Linked DNA regions of Homo sapiens: region 2 is linked to region 1. Evidence: read pairs that join two places in POLR2A ChIA-PET (ENCODE). Cell type or tissue: OCI-LY7. All regions are shown on one strand. Links, peaks and the distances in the headings refer to the core of each region. The heading gives the core; the rest is flanking DNA. Region 1 has its middle 40 kb from the start of DHRS7. Region 2 has its middle 53 kb from the start of C14orf39.

Region 1 (5,406 bases), core at 266-5,265:
AAGGCTCCCACCTGATAATGATAACAATGAGTGAGAGGTCATTAATTCTAGCAGGTTAACTAATACATTAACTTCTCCTAGAGAAGAGGGTTTCAACTTGCCTGCACCTTGGAATTGCTATGGAGCTGTTAAAAAGGAATGATTCCAGGTCCCACACCCAGAGATTCTGATTTAATTGGTGTGGGATTCTGTCTGAGCATGGGGATTTTTAAAAACTGCTCTAGTGATTCTAATGAGCAGCTAGGGTTGAGAAACCCTGCCCTAGAGCCTAAGGTCCCATTTCAAGTCATAGGGAAGTTCCCATCTATATTGCGTAAAGCCAATGGTTCCTATGCACACACGAATTCATTCTCTCTCTCTCTCACACACACACTCATACACATACACTCTAGCCACTTTCTAATCTTTGAAACCTCACTGAGAAACAAGAGTGATAAGGTGAGTAGATACTAAGACAGTTTTAATTAGAAAATAGTTGAAGGAAGAAATACTTCAGAGAGTTTGTAGGCAACAGAGAAGACATTCAAAGAAAGAAGTAATATAGGTCTCATTTGCCAATGGATTTCCAGCAACTGGGATGAGGGGAATGAAGGAAGGAAAGGGAAGAAGCAAGAGAAAAGAGAAACAGGGGAAGGGGAGAGAGAGAGAGAGAACAAGAACACAAAGATGCGCAGATTTGGAGCGTCAATGGGGGTTGGAGGAGGTTTAAGAAAGTCCCTGACAGGAATTCTGTGGAAAGTCCACAGAATATAAGCACAAGGTCAGCTGAGGAAGAGAAAAGACTCAGTCGATGCTGGGCACGTATTTTATTGAGTTCCCATCAGTTGAATTTGTGCTTTCTTCAGCAGCGACACCCCAACCTTGTCATGGATGACCATGACCCCAGTTTGGGAGATTTGAAAGACCCTCCTGCCCTGACTCGGCACATTTTCTATTTCTTTCTTTCTTTTTATTTCTTCTCCTATTGATCTTCCAATAGTCACTATGGCCCGATTCTCAGTGCAGCCTGCAGTCTACGAACTAAGTGTAATGTGTTCTAATCTGCTCGGACGTTGTGCTCTGCTCTTTGACTGGTGCCAATAGATCTGCCCTGATGTCATGCACGTGGTCTTGGTTGGGCTTCTTATAATCTCAGCTCTCATGTATTAATTCTGGCAGGGAACAATATGTGCTGAGGAAGAAAAATGCAGCCAAGTGGCCCCGGAAGAGATTACACCCAAACTTTGATCTTCATATATATTGTTTGGTTCAAAGGGTAGTCATTGGTCTCAGCAACTCCTTCCCAGGTACTCTCATGTGATCCTAGGTAATCAAGCCTAAAACGGTACACTTTTCTCCCTGACTCATTTTTACCAGAACAATCATAATGAAAATGTAATTATATGACAGAACACCGAGGACATAGAACTTCACTCCTTTGTTGAGGTAGTCTTTTCACATAGAATTTTCATTTGCCAGTAGCTTGATGTCTGCTACTCCTAGAAAGATTTCTTTAAGATCTAAAGATTACACGATGCCCCAAATTTGAGAACCTTTGAGCTCCCTATTGACCCGTGTTCTACCAATTGTGAAGTGGAACAAAGAACAAAGGACAAATTTAAGAGGTTTCTACAAAAGAGCTGGATACCAGCAAAAGACATGAAAAAAGATATAAACAAACTGTAGAAATAGGAAAATGTATAGTAAAATTTTATACATGTGTCATTTAGTTCCTCTTCCCTTAGGAAATTATGATACATTGGGAACAATTAATACAAGGATGATATATAATAAAAAATTATCATGACCTAAATGTTTATCAGCTTGGTTTGTTGAATAAATTATGGTACATACATATAATGGAATACTATGGACAGTAATAGATGAGATGGAATGCTACAGTTATTGTATATGTTAAGTTAAAATGCCAATTGCAGAACAGTGTGATCCAATTTGAAAAAAAATCTGGAAGAGACACACTACAATGTGGTAGGGTGACAGAATTTCTCTTCTTTGTGTCATTGATTTTTTTTTTTAGAGTAAGCATTCACTGCTTCTATAATCAGCAAAAACACTGAAACTTTTCCACCCACACCCCCATAAAACAAAAAAAAAGAAAGTATTTGTATGAGCAAGTAAGAATTTACATAAAAGGTGATACTATTTCCCTCCTCCCCCCACCACACACACATCTTTTTCCCCTGGTACTGGAATTCAAAAGTCAGTATCACTGTGGCAATGACGAATAGGCAAAGGTTTGGTAGAGCCATGATGTTCCGAGATTTTTATTAAAGAAATTCACAAGCCTGATGAGTTGAAGAAAGCCTAAAAAGCTTTCTCCTTTTATGGTGTTGTGTGTATATGTTTGCATGCCCTTAGATGCAGCTTCTCATGCATCTTTTCCAATGACTCGTGGAGACTCTGGGTCAATGTCAAGAGGGCAGACTCTTTTCATATTCCCTCTCCCTTCCTGATCCCCAGAGGAAGGCCTTCTTTTAGAATCCTTGGCTGCGCCCAGCACCAGCGCTGGGAAAACTTCAAGTAGAGGAGGCTCTACCCACATTCCCTCCACAGGACCATCTTCCTCCTCTCAGCTTCCCCTCTCACCACTCTCTGTCACCTGAGATACCCAAGCTACTCCCCATAGCCTGTTTCTGTCAGCTGTGGTCCCTCACCACACATACCTCTCACAGCCTTTCAGCCTCCAGAATAACATTGCTTTCTATTCCTGGCTCCCTGTTGAACCATGACAACTCCTATCTTGTCAGGGCAATGTTCCTGATTAAGAGGAATTAAAATCTCAAAACAGGGCAAATAATCAATACTCTGACAAGTAGTACGTCACCAGGGCTAGTCACATCTCAGAAAGAGAGTTAACCTGAAGGAATGAATCTGTAATATTGTAATTTAGCCAGGGTTACAGACTAATAAGGACAATATTTTGGGTGGGTGTATGTGTCCGTGTGGGGGTGGAGGCAGGAAGCTAATTAGCAACACAACAAGGACTAGAACTTTTGTTTCCCTGTTGCTCAATCCAGGGCTCTTCTGGCAATAGTTTGCTGCCTTTTTTTTCTCCTTTATTGGAATTTAACACTTTAAGTAGTATTGTATAATTTGAAGAAAATTTCATCCTTCAATACTTTAAAGAGGAAAAGTATTACATTGCTATAGAATGTGTGTAAAACGCTGATTTGAACAGTGTTTGTAGTCATTTTGGCATATCAAACGATTATTAAATTACAGTATCTCCAGTTTAAAGCAAAGAATCAAGATAGTATTAACCCCTGCCATACTGTTTGAGAGGCAGTGAGCTCTGAAATCAGATTGCCTGGGTTGAGTGGGCAGGCAGTCTTATTTACATGCAACGGCTAGTTTAGCCACACGCCAGCTGTGTGACCTTGGGCAAATTAACCTTGCCTCTCCATGCTTGCGTTTCCTCTTTCATAAAACATGAGCAATAAAGGTATCGATCTTACAGGGTTGCTGCTAGCATTGAATGAGTTGATGCATATAAAACATTTAGAACAGAGCCTGGCACAAAGTAAACACCCGATAGATGTCCCTTGTGCAATTAGCAGTTGATGAAATGAAAGTATAGGTCACAGCTACATATATATTTTGTTGGATGCTCAAGTCAGCAAAAAATATGTTAAACATACCAGTGAGAATAGTCAGGAAAACTTAAAAAGAACAATGATAAAATGAAGACTTGCATTTCCAGGCATTACTATCTTTTATACCACCTATCAGTACAATCAGTGAAATAAAATGAGACTGTAGTAACAGTAAACAGAACAATGGAACAGAATAGAAACCTCTAAAAGCAACCCCAAACACACACATGAATTTAGTACTAGCAAGATTGACATTTGAAATTTGGGAAGAAAAATTGAGCCACCCAATAAATAGTAGTAAGACAAATGGTGAGACATTTGGAAAAGTCATCAAATCTGTTTTTTATAATTTATACCAAACTAAGTTACAGGCGGATAAAGGTTAAATGTAAAAACAAAATAAAAATATGAAAGGATGAAAAGTAAGGATAGAGTATAAAGATAACTATAATCAGCTATCAAGGAAAGGAAAGACTTCACTTAAAAATAAAGGAGAAGCCATAAAGAAACAGCTAAATAGACTTTAATATGTACAATTATTAAAATTCTGTATATTAAAAAATTAAAGAACGGGGGAAAAGTTGAATATGGGGTCAAGAGCATTACTTGATAAAGCTCATTTATAAATCAGTTAGAAAATATGATGCCCACTGAAACAGAGAAATGGGTAAAGGACATGAAAGGTAAATTCCCAAAAGATACTAAATGACCAAAATAAAATAAGAAATTTCAGTTAGATTAATATTTGAAGGAATGCAGTTCCCTTAAAATGAGATACTATATCTCTTTTAATGAATTTACAACTTTTAGTAAATTATAATCCCCAGTATTTGTGAGAGTTTGGGGAATGGATATTTTCAAGTACTGTTAATAGGAGTGTATTTTGCTACAACATTTCTTCAGAGTATTTTAGTGGTGTGTCAAAAGTCTTAAAAATGCTTATAGCCTTTGACTAGTAATTCCACTTCTTAAAATTTGTCAGAGGGAAATAATTGGGAATGTAGCCAAAGGCTTATCTTTAAAGATACTGAACATTTCTCATAGTAGGAAAAAACAGAACAAAACAAAGGATTGGATAAATAGATTGGATTTTCCATATGAAGGAATAATATACAGTCACTAAAAACAATGTGTTTGGCAGGGAGTGGTGGCTCATGCCTGTAATCCCTGCACTTTGGACTTTGGGGAGGCCAAAGCAGGAGGAGAGCTTTAGGCCAGGAGTTCAAGACCAACCTAGGCAACACAGTGAGACCCCCATCTCTACCAAAAAAAAAAAAAAAAAAAAGAAAGTCAGACATGGTGGTGCACACACGTAGTCTCAGATACTTGGGAGGCTGAGGCAGAAGGATTTCTTAAGCCCAGGAGTTTGATGCTAGAGTGAGCCGTGGTCATGCCAATGCACTCCAGCCTGGGTGGCAGTGCTAGACGCTGCCTCTAAAAAAAAAGTTTGTTTAATAACATGGAAAACTTAACAGAATATACGATGTTAAAAAAAAACTGGCTTATAAAACAGTTCAATACCAACATTTTAAAATATGAATTCTTAAAGGGATGAAAAAATATGTTTCAAAGTCTTAGCAGCTGCTTATTTCTAAGTGGTGAAATTGAGGATTATTTTGATTTTCTTCTTTTTCTCTTTTTTTTTTTTTTACAGAGGGCATGTATTATCATTTTAGTTAAAATTTTAATTGAGACAATTATAGATTTACATGTAATTGTAAAAAATAATAGAGAGATCTCTGTACCCATTATCTGGGTTCCCCCAATGGTTATATCTTGCAAAACTATACTATGATATCACAACCAAGATATT
Region 2 (5,406 bases), core at 101-5,100, 230 kb before region 1:
CCACCCCCTAACTACCATAAAAACCCAAAGCCAGTCTTCTTTCTCTACTTCTCAAGCTATTTTTCAGTTCAGGAGGCCTGCCCCGCTCTCCCCAGAAGGCCTTAATATATGACTAGAAAAATCTTTTCATGCCCTATTGGGATGTGTGGCATCATCAGTTTCAATATGCAAATCAAATTTTGGGTAAGGGTCTATACTGCTTCTTCAGGGTGTCTACAAATTATCACAGTTGTATTACATTAAGCTGTCTCGAAGACTTAAAAAGAAGGGCAATCTAACTAATGATAGAGTTTAAGAAAATTTTAGACTCTGTTAAAAAAAAAACCATCAAACATTCAACAACTGCTTAAAAGGTGAAAATTTCAGTTAAAAAGCTGGATTTTTTTTTTCGTTTTTTAACAGGTATTTATCTTATTGACTCTATGACTGAATTGATTGGTAGTTTTTATATAATAAAGACATTGGCTATATATGAGACAGAAGAAAAAGTTATAATTTGTTTGTTTATTGATAAATTCAAAACTAGTTTTAGCCTTGAATGATTCAGTGATTCCATGATTTATTTTTACTTTAGAGTAATGTCTAGCAGACCAGTATGGTTAGATTTATCATGTATCAATAAGTGATATGAAATAAGTATTTTAAAAGTATCTACCTTGCACATGGCATTTTGACAGCATATAAAAGGCTAGAACACAGACGTGGTCTTATACTCAAGGAACTTATAACTTGGTTGGGTAGACAAAACTTAGGAAATAACAAAAGCACATTATAATAACTATAACTATAATATAATAACTATATTATAACTATAATATAATATCTATAACTATAATATATTATAGCTATAATATATTATCTATATTATAGTATAACTATAATAATATAATATAACTATAATATTATACTATTATAACTATAATATAACTATAATAATGTAACATAACTATAATATAATATAACTTTAATAATATAATATTACAACTATATTATAATATTATAACTATAATATAACTATATTATAATATAACTATAATATATTATAACTATAATAATATAACTATAATAATATAACTAATATAACTATTATATTATAACTATAATATTATAATATAACTATAATAATATATTATAATGTATTATATATAATATATATTACAATAATATATATTATATATAATAATATAATTATAATAATATAATAATAATATAATATAACAATATGATAATATAATTATATATTATATATTATATTAATAATATAATAATTATATATTATATTAATAATATAACTATAATAATATAACATTATTATATAACTATAATATAACATTATATAACTATAATATAACATTATATAACTATAATAATATAACATTATATAACTATAATAATATAACATTATAATATAACTATAATAATATAACATTATAATATAACTATAATAATATAACATTATAATATAACTATAATAATATAACATTATTATATAACTAATAATATAACATTATTATATAACTAATAATATAACATTATTATATAACTAATATAACATTATATAACTATAATAACATTATTATATAACTATAATAACATAATATAACTATAATAACATAATATAACTATAATAACATAACATAATATAACTATAATAACATAACATTATAATATAACTATAATAATATAACATTATAATATAACTATAATAATATAACATTATATAACTATAATAATATAACATATAACTATAATAATATAGCATTATATAACTATAATAATATAACATATAACTATAATAATATAACATTATATAACTATAATATAACATTATATAACTATAATAATATAACATTATATAACTATAATGATATAACATTATTATATAACTATAATGATATAACATTATATAACTATAATGATATAACATTATATAGCTATAATGATATAACATTATTATATAGCTATAATGATATAACATTATTATATAGCTATAATGATATAACATTATATAGCTATAATGATATAACATTATTATATAGCTATAATGATATAACATTATTATATAGCTATAATGATATAACATTATTATATAGCTATAATGATATAACATTATTATATAGCTATAATGATATAACATTATTATATAGCTATAATGATATAACATTATTATATAGCTATAATGATATAACATTATTATATAGCTATAATGATATAACATTATTATATAGCTATAATAATATAACTATTATAACTATAATAATATAACAACTATATTATAACTATAACAACTATATTATAGTAACAACTATATTATAACTATAATAATATAACAACTGTATTATAACTATAGTAATATAATAACTATATTATTATAATGTGACTTTCGTTATAGAAAAGACCAAGTGTTTTCGGAATGAGGGGAAAAAAGGTCATCATGAGCTAGAAAACCTGGGAAGGATTCACCGAAGAGGTAAAATTGAATTAGGACTTTACAGGTATGTAGATTGTAAAATTTTCAAGTGTAAGATTGATGCTTTTTTAGCCTTTCATGTTTTAATTACCTAACTAGTTGCTAGTCTTTAGTAGGATTGCATTAAACAATTATTGACTTAATAGAATTTAACTGAATTGGTAAAGGAGACAGAGCTCTCTAGATAGGGGGACTAATATGATCAAAAGAAAAATGCAGTCACATGTTTACTATTAATAAGTGTAGAGGAAGTTAAAGAATAGACCTAACTGCAATGAAGAATAATACCAGGAAATTGAGTTTAACAGATATGATAGGACTGATTTATAGAGGATCGTGAAGTGTTTTGACTTGGTTTTACAGAACTTGTATTTTAATGTCAGAGTTTCAAGAGAAAAGAAATGACTAGGAAAATTAAACTGACAATACAGCCAGAGTTAGGAGAAATTAAGAGTTGGATAAACCAATTAGGAGTCAATTGCAGTGGTCCAAGTGTGTAATGATATGTTCCAGGTGATAACAACTGATTGTCTTGTGGTTTCATACTGCTGACACCTAAAATTGGAAAAATATATCTTGTTTAAAAGAAATACATTTGATTGAACATCATCTGAGTATAAGGTAAAAGGAGAAAGGAACCGGAGTTGTTCGTGTTTGAATATCATAGCTCATCCAACTAGTGGAGGCATATGCAGTGTTTCGAATACAAATCACAAAAATAACTTTGTGTAATCAAATAGCCTTATAAAGATAACTTTTAAAAGATAATTATTACCCTAGAGATAAATCAAATCTTCTATCATCTTTAAAATAGGAATTTGTTCCCACTTCTATTCAATGAGTTTTCAGAAATAAGGGGTCTAGTCCCAGAGCTCTTTGTTAAATTTAGAAGAAAAATAGACACTGCATATCTAATTTTGTTTAAGTCCAAAAAATCTATTTTAATATGGTTAGATGAATTTTTTCTCTGTGATTAGAAGAGGTATTCTAAGAATATAAGAGTAATACTCCAAAATCAGTTAAGACTCTTGATTTATTGTCACAAGAGGTATATGTATAAGCAGACAGTGGTTCCTGGAGTATAACTGCTTCTCAGTGGACAGGCCTAGGATCTGTCAGTAGACAAAGCTAGGAAATACATGTATGTATACTATATCTATATACATGTTTGTTGGTGTATCTAACTACTGAAAACAAAACACGAGTTTATACTGGTAACTCCAGCAACAAGAGGCTCATCTAGTATTCCCCTTTTGTTTATTTGTAACTGCTTTCTCTGACAGTGAGAAACCTGGCTGTCATTAACTACAATTTATTTGCTTTCTTTTTCAGTCCTCGTATACATGTAAAGTTATTTCTAAATTGGTAACCCAGACGCTGTGATAAACAAATTTATTAACTAGAGTATGTTAGTTTTCTGTGACTGCTGTAGCAAATTACTATAGCCTTTTTGGGTTGAAGCAATAGGAATTCATTCTCTCATAGATCCAGAGGCCAGGCATCCAAAATTGGTGTTACAGGTCAAAAATCAAGGTGTGAGCAGGATCATACTTTCGATGCTCTAGGGAAGGATCCATTCCTTTCTTCTTTAAGCTTTTGGTGCCTGCTGGCATTTCTTGGCTTGTAGCTACATCACTCCAATTTTCAAAGCCAGTCAGTATTCTACAGAGAAATAGAACCAATAGTATCTATCTATAGTATCTATCTATCTATCTATCTATCTATCTATCTATCTATCTGTCTATCTATATCTAATCTATCCATCCATTCATCTAGATTTATTTTAAGGAATTGGTTGTTAAGATTGTAGAGGTGGCAAGTCTGAAATCTGTAGGACAAGCTGGCAGGCTAGAAATTCAGGTAAGAGTTGATGTTTCAGTTGAGTTCAATATCAACAGAGCAGACTAGGGAGGCCGGGAACTCAGGCAGGGTTTCTGTGTTGCAGTCTCAAGGTCAAATTCACTCTTTAGGAAACTTCAGTCTTTGCTCCTAAGGCCTTCAACTAATTGAATGCAGCCTACCCACATTATGGAGAGTTCTGCTTTACCCAAAGTCTACTGACTTAATCATATCTAAAAAATACTTTTGCATCAACATCTAGAATGGTGTTTCACCAAACAACTGGGTACCATATCCTATCCAAATTGACATAAAATTAACCACCATAGCCAGCATCTTCAAATTTCTCTTTGACCCGCCTTCACACGGCCTTCCCTTAGTGTGTGAAATCTCTCCCACTGCCTCCCTTTTATAAGCATACATGTGATTGCATTTAGGGTCCATCTGGATGGATAATTCAGATAATCTCCCCATTTCAAGACTTTGACTTAGTCACATCCACAAAGCCTCATTTTTTTTTCCATATAGGTAACAATCACAGATTCCAGGGATTAGGTCATGGAAATCTTCTGGGGGGCCATTTCCAGTCTATTACATAAGGTATAGTGTTTGTGTGTTTTCTTTATCCAGTTACAGCAATATTTTCCAAAGTTACTTAAGTTAGCTCCTATCTTCTATACCCCCTTACATTTGATTGTGTCATTCATTTGTAACATGGATTCATTTGTGGCCATCTACATTCCATCTTGGGTTTATCTGAATTACTGCTTGGTTTAAAAAAAATTGTATACAGTAAAATTCCTTCTGTAAACCAAAAGTAAAATTCAAAGCCCCCCACCCATCTGAATGGATCCTTCCTATCATCAAGGACTTTCCAAAATTAACCTGAAAAACTAATTTAGGCCATGATGGGAAGGGAGAGCCAGACATGACTCATTATACTCTCCTCCCTTTTGGAATTACTGGTAGAACAGGCTCTTTAAGTCTGATAAGAAACATTTACAATCTATTCTCTGAAGCCTGCTATCTGGAGTCTTTATCTGCATGATAAAATTTTGGTCTCCATAACCCTTATCATAACCAAACATCCTATTGAT

Evidence for each region. ChIA-PET counts read pairs that join two places held together with the same protein. Peaks named below come from ENCODE experiments on the same cell type or tissue, not always from the same donor. Only the 100,000 strongest peaks of a DNase experiment are listed, where the experiment ranks them.
Region 2: POLR2A ChIA-PET joins it to region 1 with 5 read pairs; 2 of 35 experiments call an interaction of 5 or more read pairs at or near these places.

What each region holds. Positions count from the first base shown.
Region 1 is chr14:60,202,263-60,207,668 of GRCh38, reverse strand. No RefSeq gene overlaps it. Among named protein-coding and RNA genes, the nearest start is that of DHRS7, 40 kb to the right of the region's middle. RefSeq lists an enhancer at 1-16. In OCI-LY7, for the core only: no CTCF peak of the experiment used is centred there; DNase peaks (open chromatin) are centred at 2,638, 2,938 and 3,358; H3K4me3 peaks cover 2,596 bases; H3K27ac peaks cover 3,639 bases.
Region 2 is chr14:60,430,400-60,435,805 of GRCh38, reverse strand. No RefSeq gene overlaps it. Among named protein-coding and RNA genes, the nearest start is that of C14orf39, 53 kb to the left of the region's middle. In OCI-LY7, for the core only: no CTCF peak of the experiment used is centred there; no DNase peak of the experiment used is centred there.